Regions from separate parts of the Homo sapiens genome. Here region 1 is linked to region 2. Evidence: chromatin loops called from intact Hi-C (ENCODE). Cell type or tissue: endothelial cell of umbilical vein. All regions are shown on one strand. Each heading gives the region's core, and the rest is flanking DNA. Links, peaks and the distances in the headings are about the cores only.

What was found. Hi-C counts contacts between places; a loop is a spot of excess contacts. Peaks named below come from ENCODE experiments on the same cell type or tissue, not always from the same donor. Only the 100,000 strongest peaks of a DNase experiment are listed, where the experiment ranks them.
Region 1: it touches region 2 in a loop (2.7-fold over the local background); 1 of 110 quality-filtered maps calls a loop at or near these places.

What each region holds. Positions count from the first base shown.
Region 1 is chr20:11,682,961-11,691,001 of GRCh38, reverse strand. LOC107985384 (a long non-coding RNA gene) reads left to right here and starts at 3,636. Exons shown (of 1, transcript XR_004837567.2): 1 at 3,636-4,674. In endothelial cell of umbilical vein, for the core only: no CTCF peak of the experiment used is centred there; no DNase peak of the experiment used is centred there; H3K4me3 peaks cover 549 bases.
Region 2 is chr20:11,773,320-11,781,360 of GRCh38, reverse strand. No RefSeq gene overlaps it. Among named protein-coding and RNA genes, the nearest start is that of LINC00687, 93 kb to the left of the region's middle. In endothelial cell of umbilical vein, for the core only: no CTCF peak of the experiment used is centred there; DNase peaks (open chromatin) are centred at 3,060 and 3,430; H3K4me3 peaks cover 349 bases; H3K27ac peaks cover 2,187 bases.

The DNA of each region.
Region 1 (8,041 bases), core at 1,618-6,617, 91 kb after region 2:
CCTACAAGCAAGGACTACTTCTGGGATAAGTAGTCCCAAGGTGTCTCTACGGAAGCAGAGAGTACAAGTCTGTATAAGCCAAACTCCCTTTGGCTTATACAGACTTGATTCAATGGCCGCAGTCCTTTGGCTGAGTGATGGCTATCTGAACAGGCCAACCGTTTGCCACCTGGGATGATCAGATTCTGTCCCATAAATAAGCATGTCAGCCAAGGGACATAGCTGGAACAATCAACTGGTAACTAGAGTAGAAGTCACCTTCAGAGCATCGGGTCTCAGATAGCACCTGTCTCACATAAATGAAAGAGCATGAGGTAATCTAATGCCAAATAGCCCTTAACTTTTGGTGCCCATGAGGCCCAGTTATTTTGTAGACTGGTTTGATAGAAACTCCTAAAAGCTTTATGCTCTTTATTTCCATGTTATTTTTATAATCAATTTTGATTACTTGGGTTCACCTGGATGGGTCTCTGCATCTTACATCCAAAGGGACTGACTGTATAACATGATAGGCCAAATGATCTGCAAAAAAACATTTAGACACTGTGTGAATTGATGAATGAAGGTTAGAAGTCCCAAAATAATCCACTGTTCAAAGAAAAACATTAATACTCCAACTTAAAAAACTGGTTAATGGTTGACTCTTCATATAAACCAGAGAGTTTTGGTGGTCAAATTCTTCCAGCCATCCTTTCCAATGTGTCCATCCATTTACTCATGGCACAAATGTTGATTGAGTGGGTATTTGCCAACTACCATGCCACGTTTGAGTTTCAATCATCAGTAGACTCAGGCACAATTAGATGCTCTCAAAGATCCTAGCAGAAGAGATAAACTACCAAATAATCACTCTGCTGAGTGATTAATTACATGCTGAAACAACAACTCAGAAGAAGGATGGACCAGTTTGAGATTAGGCTGTAAAAGCTGGAGTTAAGGGGAGCTGTCCCTCAGGATTGACACAAATTGATACAAAGCGTAAGTAGGAGTTCATAAGTGTGAAGGTCATGTGATCCAATTTGGATTTTTGCATTGTGAGAACATCAGTCTGTGGAGTAGAGGACAGATCAGGGAGGTTCAGAGGAAGTGAAGGTAAGCTAGCACAGTTTGTAGGCATCAGATCTGTGGTGGTGGCATTGACCATGAAAAAAAAAGGAATGGAAGGAATTCAAGAGTTATTTAAGAGTCTAACTCTGCAGAGTTTGGTGATTACCTATTGGGATGAGGAAGAGGGAGGTGTTCAGAATAATTCCCAGGTTTCTGGCCTGTTTGAAGGGAAGAATGGGACACCTTTTTTTGAGATAGAAAACTCCGAAGAAAAACTAGTGGGTGATAGAGATGAGTGGTTACCATGATCCTGGATTTAGTCTTGCTCACGTTGACTTTCAGGGGTCTTTGAGTGACATGAGTGAGCTAGACCTTACAGAAGAATTCTTGGCTAGAGATTAAATTTAGTGATGAATCTGTGTGTAGGTGTTATCTGAAACCACAGGCATGGATGGAAAGCATGGAGAGACAACAGCAAGGACTGTGTCTTTAGAAATGCTGATGGTGAATTATTTCCAAATGAGGGTGATCATGCAAATGAGATAGGAATGGAGACAGAAGAGAATTAGGAAGAAGCATATCTATCAGTCATGAAATTCAAAGGGATCAGCTGTCAAAAAAAAGGGAATGTTTGAATCCAGTGCTGATGAAAAGTGAAAAGTTAAGTAAGATGAGCCCTGACGTATGTTCACTGGATTTAGAGACGTGGAAGTTGATTGAGTACTGGGGAGAGAAGACAGATTGAATTAGATTGAGGAGTAGGGCAATCAGATAGAAATAAACAGATAACATTCTTTTGAAAAGTTTTAGTATAAAAGCATTTTGGATATCGTTTAAATTAATAGCAAATAATTCTCACCACCTGCCAAATACCAGGTCTTAATTAAGCATTGTGGAGGACTTAAAGTGTATGAGGTATATTTGTCCTTATCAGAAATGTAATTTAATATCTAACACAAGACATTTTCCTGATGAGGATATAGAAATAATTTGTGAAGAGATAAATATAATATTTACTAAGGTTTTACAACATTTCAAACATATCATTTTATTTCATGCACGTAGCCCTGTGGATTAGATAAATTAAATCTTTGCACTGTAAAGGAGGTATATGTTTTATGTCAATAATTTTAGATGTTCTAGGTAAGGAAATTTTAAAAACTAACACCTAACACATAAACATTTTTGATGTATTTTCTTTTAATAATATTCTGTGTAAATTATTAATATGACATTTTACCAACTGAACAGATAAGAAAATCAAGAATCAAACAATTTAAGTAGTTTTCAGAATGCCACTCAGCTGTAAGTTGCAAAATCAGAATTTGAAAATTATTGTTTGATTTGAAAATTTAGACTCTTCCTTCTCCTACCATACTACCTGGTGAATAAATATATGAGATTACCTGCTAGACAAATTGTATAAATTAGACATCCCTAAGAGCAAGGAGAATTTTGGATGGGGAGTGTCAAATATATTTCACATAGCACCTGGGGTTTGAGCTGGATCTTAAAAGACAAATAGGATTTAGATAAGGAAACAGCAAATTGTGCACCTTGGGCCAAATCCAGCCCACTACTTTTTTCTGTATGGTGTATAAACTAAAGAGTGTTTTCTTCATTCTTAAATGTAAAGTGTAAAAAAAGGTTATTAATCTTTTAGCAATATCAGTTGCTCCATTTTGCCTCTGGGTCCACGAAGTTTTAACTATTTACTATTTGATCTTGTATATAAAAAGCTTGCTGACCTTGATTTAGAGAAATACATGAGGGGTGGGGCCTCAAGTTAGAACAATGCCATCAGCCTATTTCTAAAGGAAGAAAACACAGGGGAATATTCTGGGGAAAGGGAGTGAACCAATCTAGGAAAGCAGAAGATCCATGCACTGTGGTCAGGCTCTCGGCTGTCTTTATTACTAGGCAAAGAAGAGTGGTCAATATTTTCCTACGTAAACATTTGCACAATTATCCTATCAACTAGATTTTGAGGCTCTCCTGGGCAATAATCATTTTTTTCCTACCTGTGTTTCCCAGTAGAGTCTCACACATGGCTGGTCACAGACTACTGGCTCAATCAATGTTAGTTGACAAACAGCCTCACATCATGTAGACAAGCTAGTTAATCATTACCAATGTCCTTTCCTCTTTAATTGTCATACACTGAGTCATAGCCTTTCCTCAAATACATCACTCTCAGGGACAACAAAATGTGTCCTTCAGTTGTAATAAACGGTGGGAGAGTGCAGGAGAGAAAAAGGTCCCAGCAATTTCTGATGCCGGATGTGCACCTAATTGCAATATTGACAAGAGAAAAGATGGGCCAATTTGAGTGTGCCAGTGTGATCTTCCAGCTGGATTATGCCATTATAAACAAGACGGGCTTGCCTACGTTGGAAATAAGGATGTTCAGTTTGCAGTAAATTCTGTTCAGAGCCCAAAGTTGAGCCCAGGGACCCCAGCAGCATAATCAAGGCCGTGATTGATGAGATGTCAGCGACTGTTAGACATAGTGTGTGACGCATCCAGTCACGGGGGACCTGAGTGTTTGTCATAATGTCACAGCACCTGCTGCTGCTGCTACCTTGGGGTGTTGGGAAAAGGGATGCGCCTGACGTGGCCGTCCCCTCCCCCAGCGCCCCGCAAGTGTTCGAGAGGAAGGCCGCGGGGGTATCTGCCATCAGGAAAGACAAAATGGAGCCACGCAGGGGAAAGCAGCATGGGGTGGGGGAAGGTGGCACGTTTCCGGCGCAGGGAGAGGAAGAACAGGTGCTCCTCCAAGGAAGACTGCCGCTGCTCCCCGGGCCCTGGCAGCCTGCCCCGCCGCAGAGCTGCGCGCACGCCGGCCTCCTGGCAGCGGAGCCCGCGGCGGAACCACCACAGCGAAGCATTCTGTCCCCTCGCAGCTGCTCTCCCAAAAACTACAGGTCCTCCAGGAGGCCGAGATAAACCTACGCGCAGCCTTGTCTTCCGGGAGAGGAGAGTGCCTGTTTCCCTACGCGAAATGATGTTTAAGATCCCTGCCCGAGCCCCCAGTCCCGCAGTTAAGCATCAACTGGCCGCCTAACGGGATTGTTCTTCCGCTTGGCATTTGCAAGGGATGGATTTTTCTCCGTTCTCTCCTCTGCCAAGTTTGCCTCCTCTGAGGCTCTCTGGGAGGGTATTTGTAACTCTGCAGTTCAGTTTGAGGAAGGAAAAAAAAATAAGACAATTTTCCAAAGCAATCGTGTGGTCTTTAAAATATTGTTATGTAAATGAATCTAATGTGTCTCTAAATTCATTAAGTGGGTTGGAGGGTTACTAGCCCTGGAGGGCCCCAGCGAAATTGGCAGAGACATTTTCACTGTCTAGGTTGTGGTTGTTGACCTTTTCTTCTGTCTTGCTTACCCTTTCCTAGGGAGGAGGCAGGAACTCGAGGGGCTTATCGGAGTGGCAGAAGGAAAGCCCCCACTGAAAATGCCTGTTATGCGCCTTCTGGGAACCGTCCTCCTCTTTCACTTCCTCCCAGCCCCAGCTGGAATTCCCAAATGTAGCCTAAACCAGTACCATACCTGCTAGACAAATTGTATAAATTAGACATCCCTAAGAGGGAGGAGAATTTTGGATGGGGAGCAAATAAAGGAAAAGGAAGCTGCCAAAACAGTGAGTCTTGGTCAGAATTTCACAGTCATTTCTCAGGTCTGGGTTGGAGGATGTAAACACAGGGGAAGTCAAGACAGATTGTTGCCATCCTAGCTACTTTTTGTAATTGGGAAGCATGTAAAGATTGACTCCTTTTTCTTGCGTCCTTCAAAGAGCACGAAAAGTGGGGCAGTAAGTATTCAAAAGCATCTGTTTCCTGCCTGAACCCCTCTGAGTACCAGAGGGGGCCAGCAGAAGAACCTGCCATGGTCCGTAAACATGCAGGGAAGGCTGTGACATAGGAAGCCAGGCCCACAGCTGAGCCTCCCAAGGATGAAGATAGGCATTCATCGAAAAACTGTTTTTGTGTTTCTTCCAGTACTGCTACTTTTTAAGTATAATTTACATACAATAAAATGCAGATTTTTAAGTATACTGATCTATGGATTTTGACAAGTATGTACACCCATGGAACCCACCACCCATCAAGAAACAGAACTTAGGCCGGGCATGGTGGCTCACGCCTGTAATCCCAGCACTTTGGGAGGACGAGGCAGGCGGATCACCTGAGGTCAGGAGTTCAAGACCAGCCTGACCAATATATAGTGAAACCCCATCTCTACTAAAAAAAAATACAAAAATTAGCTCGGTATGGTGGCACATGCCTGTAAGTCCCAGCTACTTGGGAAGCTGAAGCAGGAGAATCGGTTGAACATGGGAGACGGAGGTTGCAGTGAGCCGTGAGCCGTGATTGCACCACTGCACTCCAGCCTGGGTGACAGAATAAGACTCTGTCTCTAAAAAAAAAAAAAAAAAGAACTTGTTCATCACTGCAGCAGATTCCCTCGTGCCCTTTGTTTCAATCTTCCTCTCATCAAAGGACACCTCTGATGGATCTGCCTTCTGTCATTACAGATTAGTTTGCATTTTCTAATGTCATATTAATGAAACTACACAGTATGTAGTCATTTTCTGGCTTTGTTTGCTTAGAATGATGTTTTTGAAGATCACCCATGTAGGAACATATATCGAGAGCATCTATATGTAGTTTGTTTCATTTTATTGGTGAGTAACATTCCATGATATGGTTATACCGCCATTTGTTTATGCATTCATCTGTTGATAGACATTTGGGCTGTATATTGGTTTGTGGCTCTTATGAGTAAAGTTGCAATGAATATTCTTTTAGATTTATCTGGATGGATGTATCTTTTCAGTTCTCTTGGATAAATACCTGGGAGTGAAATTGATGGGTCATAGGGTAGGTGAACGAATTTAACATTATTGGGAACTGCCAAACAATTTAGCAAAAGGTTTGCACCATTTATCATTCCATCACAGCAGTATTTGAGAGTTCCAGCTGCTCCACATCTCCTCCAATTACAGTATTGGTATTGCTAGTCTTGTTTGCTTTAGCCATTGTAGTAGGTGAGAAGTAGTATCTGATTTCAGCCAAACATTTTCAAAGCAGTCATTTTCCTGGGGACCTATTGCTGAATTCTAGCAGATTTTTAGCTGGGCTATGAAAGGTAGAATTACAATAGGAAAAAGGTTTATATTTAGAGTCAGTCTGCATATTCATATTTTTAAAAGAAAACCTCTAAGCAGCAATTTGAGTTTAATATTTCTCCCCAGAAGTCTAGTTTCCTTAACAGCTGTTTATAAATATTTACCTTCACATTTTTAATGACGACAATGTATATAGCACAAATACCAGGAGCTTTAAGGTATAAATATTCAACACAGAGGTTTCCAGTTGTTTCTATGTAGGACACAGAGACCTGTCTTCACATACAGGTCTATGGAAGGCTTGCTGGCAGTAAAGGTGGATAAGAACTGATGCCCTAGAGAATAAACTTCCCTGGTTTGGGTCTTTTCTTTGCCAGGGGTGTGATTTAAGGCAAGTTATCTTGCCTCTGTAATGTATCATAATATCTGATATGGTTTGACTGTGTCCCCACCCAAATCTCATCTTGAATTGTAATCCCCATAATCCCCATGTGTCATAGGAAGGACCCAGTGGGAAATGATTGGATCATGGGGACGGTTTCCCCCATGCTGTTCTCGTGATGGTGAGTGAGTTCTCAGGAGATCTGATGGTTTTATAAGCATCTGGCATTTCCTCTGCTTGCACTCACTCTCTCTCCTTTCGCCTTGTGAGGAAGGTGCCTGCTTTCGCTTCATCTTCCACCATGATTGTAAGTTTCCTGACGCCTCTCCAGCCATGCAGAACTGTGAGTCAATTTAACCTCTTTTCTTTATAAATTACCCAGTTTCGCCAGTCTCAGGCATTTCTTTATTGCAGCATGAGAACAGACTAAAAAAATACCCTCCTCCATAAACTGGGATAATCATATATCTACCTCCTGGGCATGCATCTAAAACTTGAAACCACTGCCTGGCACATGGGAAATGCACAATAAATGCAAAAACATTCAAAAAAGCTAATTTTTAAAAGTGATTTGCCCTCTATCATTCTCCTTTTCTCCATTGAACATAACTGCAGGGCTGATCTGGCATCTCAAGGCCACCTGGAATGAAGTGCTGAGTCTAAGGGTCCATAGGCAGCTGGCATGTGATGTGATTCCAAGCTTCTAAAGAAATGCTCAGGAGAAATATATCTCTGGAAATGGGACCTGGAGGGATTTGTGTAGCCTTTGATATTTCATGCACACTTCAGTGAAGCTCCTGAAATTGTGTACAAAACTCATAGGATTTTTTTTTTTTAACCTGTAGCTTGCAGCAGATTCTCCAAGGAGACTGGGACCTCAGGGTCTTTTGGATCCACTGCAAAATAAGGTAGGACCATTGAAGGGTATGGAACAGATTTTGGAAAAAGAGAGTATTAGGATTGAGCTTCAGTTCTGCAACTTTTCAGCTAGTTGTTTCTGACCAAGTTACTCAATTACTCTAAGTCTCAGTTTCCATATCTTTGAAGTTGACATCATAGTATTTTGTATCTCACAGGGTTACTGAGAGGAATAAAAAGATGACATGGGCTGGGTGCAGTGGCTCACGCCTGTAATCCCAGCAATTTGGGAGGCCGAGGCGGGCAGATTGCCTGAGGTCATGAGTTCGAGACCAGCCTGGCTAACATGGTGAAGCCTCATCTCTACTAAAAATACAAAAAAATTAGACAGGTGTGGTGGCGCACGCCTGTAAGTCCCAGCTACTCGGTGGGGCTGAGGCAGGAGAATTGCTGGAATCCGAGACGCAGAGGTTGCAGTGAGCCGAGATGGTGCCACTGCACTCCAGCATGCATGACAGAGCAAGACTCCGTCTCAAAAAAAAAAAAGAAAAAAAAAAAGACATGATTGACATTCAGGAACTGGAACCTAGTAAGTGCCAAACAAATATTAGTTCCCTCCCCATTCAC
Region 2 (8,041 bases), core at 1,279-6,278:
TGCTGCAGGCACGTTTCAGAGTAAAGCCTGGAACTCCTCATTTGTTGGTAAGATCTTTCAAACTGCTAACGGCAGACATTTCAAACTCATCAAAGTTTTAGAGAAATAAGGTAGTTTCCTTTCTGACACCATTTCTTTTTGCACATGCAGCATTTCACAAATGCAAAAACTTCAATCCTTACCCCAAATGAACATAGTGAGGGTGACCTTGAAAATATTGCTGAACTTGCCATTTACTTAAGCAGAGAGGATGCACCCCTCTGCTCCCTGCCCCATACACACCTTAATAAAATAACTAATGGCTTCAACAAAAAACAATATTAACCAGACAGGGTTAATGATTGAGGGGAGAGAGAGCTAACCATTATGATTAATAATGAAAGTTTTGGGATGAAAGATGTACACATATTCTGAAGTTGCTATGACTGTACATGCAAAACAAAACCAATACAGAGTTTTGTGTTTTGCTAAAAAGAAATACAGACTGTGAGGATCTGTTATGTTGAGCTACCATTTAGAAACAATCAATTTGAAAGGAGAAGTTTATTGTATATGACCTGGAATTCTTCCCTTCTGAAAACAGGTGCAGAGAGGCTATGTCTATGTGAGATGCATAAATATATTTTTGAGGACATTTTTTCTTCCTACTCAGATACTTATTTTTATTCAAGATTTTTACATTGTCAATTAATTGCTAACTTCACTCCCATTCTTTGCTGCAAGGAACTGCTTTTTCATTAATAGGAGGAAGAAAAGGAAAAAAGACCCCACAGCTGCCCAAGTGGTTAAACTAAACATTTTCTGCTATCAGCATCATCTGCCAAAAATAATGTCCAACATTATATGAAGAAAAAAGAGAAATGTATTTGGAGGTTTGAAAACAATCAAAACATTTTTGCAATACATTATTTTTTGAGGAAAAAAAACAAAGAGATGCTTGCTTTATATATATAAATCACAGCCACGCATATACAAATACAAATAAGTGTTTGCTTATCTTAGTTCCTGAATTCTTCCTTAGCTAAAAGTTCATTTCTCCTGAATGTATAAGGGTCTTTAGATTTCTAGAAAGCTCTTCAGTGAATGTATCAGTACCCTTATTAAGATTCTAATGGGGCCGGGCATGGTGGCTCATGCCTGTAATCCTAGCACTTTGGGAGGCCGAGGCAGGCAGATCACCTGAGGTCAGGAGTCTGAGACCAGCCTGGCCAACATGGTGAAACCCCATCTCTACTAAAAATACAAAAATTAGCTGGGCGTGGTGGTGCATGTCTGTAGTCCTAGTTACTTGGGAGGCTGAGGCAGGAGAATGGCTTGAGCCCAGGAAGTGGAGGTTGTAGTGAGCCGAGATCATGCCATTGCACTCCAGCCTGAGCAACAGAACAAAACTCCATCTCAAAAAAAAAGAAAAAAGAAAAGAAAAGAAAAAAAGGAAAAAAAAGATTCTAATGGTTACCTAAAGATTACAACTATGTCCCTAAATTACTATTTTTACTTTTGTAAGAACATGGTTTACACATAAGAAGATGTACCTTCAAATTTTTCTGTGCACCAATACTTTTCTTCTCCTTTTTAATTTTTTTAAACTTTAAGGAACAAAGAAAAAACAATTTTGCAATTCTCTTAAACTATAACTGTTTTATTAGTATATATTACAGCCATAGCTACTTAATACTAATTTAATTAATTAATATTTATTGTCTACAGAGTTCAGGAGACTACCACAAAACATAAATGAAAACCCGAGAAATCATATTTAATTGGTCAGCAGATTGCTCAATGGTAGAATACTGGTTTTTTTTTGTTTTGTTTTGAGACGGAGACTCGGTCTATCACTCAGGCTGCATGCAATGGCACGATCTCGGCTCACTGTGACCTCTGCTTCCCGGGTTCAAGCGATTCTCCTGCCTCGGCCTCCCGAGTAGCTGGGATTACAGGCGTCAGTCACCACGCCCAGCTTATTTTTGTATTTTTAGTAGAGATGGGTTTTTGTCATGTTGGCCAGGCTGATCTTGAACTCCTGACCTCAGGTGATCCACCTGCCTTGGCCTCCCAAAGTGCTGGATTACAGGCATGAGCCGCTGTGCCTGGCGGTAGAATATTTCCTTAAAATTAAAATTGCTAAGTTTGTCTTCTTTTCCAACTGTTACAGTAGGAAGTAATTATTTCTTACAATTCACCTTTGTTTTCCTCTTCTTTGGTCCTCAATTACAACTGATCTGGTAATAACTCCTGTGGAAAAACATTATCAAAATTGTTCCTAGCACAGAAGTTGATTAATATTTTATTTATCTTTTTCCATGACTCTTTAAAAACTTGTTTTTCCCATTTCATAGAGTGCTGTGTCTCAACGTGGTTGCCATTTTTCTAAATTCTACTCACCCACCCTGAAATTTTGGCTCAAAAGCAACTTTCTCCCAGGAGTTCCTTTAACCATCCATTTCCTCTCCCATGCCAGAGTGACCTGCCCTTCCTTCACTGTTATCACATAGAACATGAACAATACTTTCTGTATACCTTGAATTTTCTCCCATATTTTCGGCTCTGCCACATTATGTACATGTTCTTAGTATACTGCATACTTTTGGAAGGCAGAGCATATGTCTCATGCATTTCTGTATTCTCCACTCCATTCAGCAAAGTTCACTGTATAAAGGAAGCTCTCTGCATATGGATGAAGAATAAATATATTTATGGTACTCATGATATATTTCAATTTTATACATAGGAACACATTGGGGATTAGGACAGGGTAGATTTCAAGGTTTTTCATGAAAACTATAATTAATATAGTCTTAATATTCTGTATTTCTCAGATTAAAAAAAAAGACACAAAAGTTCTGGTGACATAAAGAACGTGAGTTCAGAACACACAACTAAAAAAGGAAACTTCCCAACACCATAAATACCAATCACGTTTTGTTTGTTTGAAATTTCCTACTCTGCAGTAACAGGAAAAGGACTAGAGTTGAGAGTTCTTTCGAGATACAATCACTTCCTGGTAAATATAATACGAAAATGTATTTTAAACTGCTATAGAATGGTGTTTAATGAATAATGAATGCCCTTGAAGGAACACAGGACAGTTTGTTCTAAGTGAAACTAAAATATAATTGAGAAACAGAAGTGGTTTTTTACTCGGTACCTCTGCTTTTTTTTATTATTATTATTAAAAGAAGAGAGATGCGGAATGTCAGGAATTGTTTGTAAAATTAGCACACATTCCTTCCATTCACACAGAAAACATCTGACCCACAAGTGGCCCCAGTTTGCTCAACCCAGTTGGCTACACTATGGATAAAGTGTCTGCTCTTCCAGAGCATCCTGCCTGCTGGAGACAGAACTCCGGGTAAGCAAAGTTGGATGGTTTTCAAAACTGTCGTCGCTGGTAGATTTACAGTCACAAAGAGGCTGTCATTAAATTTAGTCAGTGACCCTGAGTTTGGAACAATCCCAAACTGGTACTCTCACCCGGGAGTGGACCAACGTCTAAGGAGCAATTAGGGAAAAATAACAAGATTGAATTCTGGCATGTGGGGTGAGAGGTGAGTGGAAAAGAATTGAAATGCTGATTGGACAATGGTAGATAATTTAGTCTAACAAAAGAATGATTTCTCTTTGTGAGCAGTCATAGAGTTTCTCAGCAGTGTCAGCCGCCAGCGACATTATCGCAGTCGGTCTTCTCAAAGTTGAGAGTGCATCGCAGTCACCTGAGGATCTTGTTAAAATGCAGATTCTGATTCAGTAGGTCTCAGCTGGGGCCTGAGATTCCACATTTCTAACCAGCTTCCAGGTGACGCTGATGCTACTGGTTTGTAAAACACACTCTGATCTGAATAGCAAGAGTCTAGAGCTGCATTACCTAACACAGAATGTAAGCGCTGCAGGGGATAGTGAGCACCGCATTGAGATGAGCTGTAAGTGTCAAATGTACATCAGAGTTTTCAAAATTAAGATAAAATTTCAATACCAGAAACGTTCCCCATTTAAAGCACAGTTCAGTGATTTTTAATATATTCACAAGCTTGTGCAACCATTACCACTACCTAATTCCAGAACGTTTTTGTTAACACTAAAAAGAAATCCAGTACACTTTAGCTATCACCTGCCCATCCCCATCCCCATCTCCTCAGCCATCACTAATCTACTTTCTTTCTTTGAGGGTTTGCATATTCTGGATGTTTTGTATAAATAGGATCACATAATATGTGGCATTTTGTATCTGGCTTCTTTCACTTAGCATAATGCTTTCAAGATTCATCCATATTGCAGCATATATCAGTACTTTCTTCTTTTTTATGGCTGAATAATGTTCCATTGTATGAGTGAATACACCACATTGCATTTTTCTATTCACTTACAGACATTGGGTTGTTTTCACTTTTATGGCTATTACAAATAAGGCTGCTATGAACATTTTTACACAAATATGTTTGTGAATATATCTTTTCAATTTCTTGGGCAAATGCCTGGGAATGGAATTGTTGAGTCATATGGTAACTCACGTTTAAAATTTTGAGGAGCTATCAAGCTGCTTTCCAAAGTGGCTGAACCATTTTAGATTCCTCGTAGCAGTGCACAAGGGCTCTGCTTTCTCTATACCCTCACCAACACTTGTTTTTGTTTATCTTTTGTTTACAGTCATCCTACTGGGTGTGCTGTGGTATCTCATCATGGTTTTTGATTTGCATTTCCCTAATGCCTAAATGATGTTGAGAAACTTTCCACGCACTCATTGGCTATTTGTATATTTTCTTTGGAGAATACACATCAGACTTTTTAAAAAAAATTTAGAGATTTTACTCATTAGACTAATTTTAGTTTTACAGAAATATTGGGTAGATAATACAGAGAGTTCTCACCCAAACAATTAACCTTATTATTAATACCTTAAATAGTATAGTGCATTTGTTAAAATTAATGAACCAATATTGATACATTTTTATTCCCTGAAATGCCTATACTTTATTCAAGCTTTCCTTAGTTTTGGCTTAATGTCCTTTTTCTGTTTCAAGATCCCACCCAGGATTCTACATTACATTCAGTTGTTTTATCTCCTCGGGCTCCTCTTGGCTGTGACAGTTTCTCAGGCTTCCTTATTTTTGATGACCTTGACAGTTTGAGGAATATTGGTCAGCTATGTTGTAAGATGCCTTTCATTGAGGTTTGTCTAATGTTTTTCTGAGGATTAGACAGAGGTTATGGGTTTTGGGGAATAAAAGGTCACAGAGAAAGATAATTTCAGCATAACAATGGTACATATAATACTATCAACATGATTTATGACTGCTGATATTGACCTTGATCACCAGGCTGAAGTGGTATTCATCAGCTTTTTCAGCAAGATTATTCTTTCATAAAAAACAATATTGTTAAAGACTCATGTCAATTTATTTTATACTTTGAGGTATATAGTATTCTGTTCTCACATTGCTACAGAGAAATACCTGAGACTAGGTAACTTATAAAGAAAAGAGATTTAATTGGCTCACGGTTCTGCAGGCTGTGAAGGAAGCATGATGCTGGCATCTGATTGGCTTCTAAAGAGGCCTCAGAAAACTTACCATCATGGCGGAAGGTGAAGGGGGAGCAGACACATTACATGGCCAAGGCAGGAGGAAGGGGGAGTGAGTACTACACACTTCTAAAAGACCAGATCTTGTAAGAACCCACTACCGAAAGGACAGTACCAAGAGGATGGTACTAAACCATTCATGAGAAACCTGCCTCCTTGATCCAATCACCTCCCACCAGGTCCCAACTCCAATATTAATGATTGCATTTGGACATGAAATTTGAACAGGGGCAACACCCAAACTGTATCAGGGTATAATCCAATCCTGTTTTGTTACCAAAATTATTTCGGCGGTGCCATCGGACAAACTCCTATCAGTGTGAAGTTGTTTCTTTTGTTGTTGTGGGGCGTTTTTGTTTTTGTACTTCTTTACTTTCTAGCACTACAAAATAAGATAGGTGCAGGGGCGGGGGGGCGGGGGTGCACTAGCTATGAATGTTACTACTGTAGTGTCCTTTCCTATAGGCCCTCTCAGCTCACAGAGCAATAAAGTATATACACATATACCAAACATCGAATATACACATATCTGTAAATATTTCTATATGTAACCATCTGTATCTAAATTTCAGGTGATAGTAAATATACACAGGAGTTCATATTGATGTCTCCAACTCTAGTCTATTACCATAGGGATCATGTTAGCCTTCTCCCTTTGCTTATCTGTGAGCACCTACCTCAGCCATTCACTGACTTTAGTTATTCAATTTTAGGGTAAATTATAGCAGTGGCAGAACTGTTAACCTGTGTCTCCTTAGGGAACAAGTTTACCAACTAGAGTGCAGTTCTCTTGTAGAGTCACTCTTGCCTTTATCCTTAAAGGCTCTATACATTTTCAAAGTTACTTAGGTCAGCACCATTTTCCCCACCCCTAATGTTTGAATTTGTTTCATACATTTGTAATAAAGTTATATTGTGTTGTCACAATCTGTACTCTTTTGCTGCAATTCCAGGATCTTCTAAATAATCATTTAAAATTTGCACATATCAAATATCAGTCTTTGTGCTATTAATTTCCATGGGTATGACAAATGCATAATATCATGAATCCACTATTATAGTATCATACAGAATAGTTTCAACTGCTCTAAAAAATCTTGCTCTTTTCATCTTATTTATCCCTCTCCCTCTCTCAACGCTGGCAGCCACTGATTTTTTTTTTTTTTTTTTTTTGCTTTCTGTATTAGTTTGCTGGGGCTTCTATAATAAAGTCCTTAGACTGGTACTTTCTTCTAACAACATAAATTAACTTTCTCACAGTTCTGGAGGCTAGAAGTCTGAAATCAAGGTGTTGACAGGGGTGGTTTCTTCTGAGGCCTCTCTTTTGTCTTGTAGTTGGCTGTCTTGTCCCTGGGCCTTCACATGGTGTTTCCTCTGTGCATGTCTGTGTCCTGATCTCCTCTTCTTATGAGGACACCAGTCATATTGGATGATAGCTGACTTTAATAAACTTATTTTAATTTAGTTACCTCTTTAAAGACCCTGCCTCTAAATCCAGTCACATTCTGACAAGGGTTAGGACTTCAACATCTGAATGTTGCGGGGAACACAATTTGGCTTATATCATTGTGTAGTTTTACCTTTTCCAGAACACCACGTGATTGGAATTATATAAGGTATAGCCTTTTCAGACTAGCTTCTTTTACTCATTAACATGCATTTAAGATTTTTCTATGTATTTTTCTGGTTTGGTAGCTTATTTCTTTTCATGAATAATATTCTGTTTCATGGGTGCATCAAAGTTTATCTATTTATCCGTTCACCTATTGAAGGGTATTTTAGTTGGTTTTAGCCTTGGGAAAATAGGAATAAAACTGCTATAAATATTTGTGTATAAGTTTTTGTTTAGACATAAGTTTTCCAATAAATTGGGTAAATACATAGGAGTGCATTTGATGTATCTAATAATAAGACTATGCTTAGTTTTGCAAGAAACTGCCAGAGTGCATGTCAAAGTGTCAGTATCATTTTGCATTTCCATCAGCAAAAGAGTTTCTGTTGCTCCACATACTCATCAACATTTGGTAATATCAGTTTTCTGTATTTTATACATTCTAATAGGTGTACGATGATATCATTGTTGTTCTAATTTGTTGTTTAATTCCCTAATAAAAATGATGTTCAGCATCTTTCCATATGTTTATTTGTCATATCTATATCTTCTTTGGTGTGATGTCTGTTTATATTCCTTGCACATTTTGAAATTGTGTCGTTTGCTTTCTTATTGTTGAGTTTTACAAGTTCTTTATATATTTTTAATACAAGTCCCTTATATGTTCTGCAAATATTTTATCCAAGTATTTCTTTTCATTCTTGTATCTTTCACAAAGCAGAATTTTTTCCACTTTAATAACGTTCAACCTATCAAGTTTGTGTTTGTTTTTGTTTTTTTCATGGATCATGCTTTTGGTGTTATATCAGAACCTCACTGCCAAACCCTAGGTCACCTAAATTGTCTGTGTAATC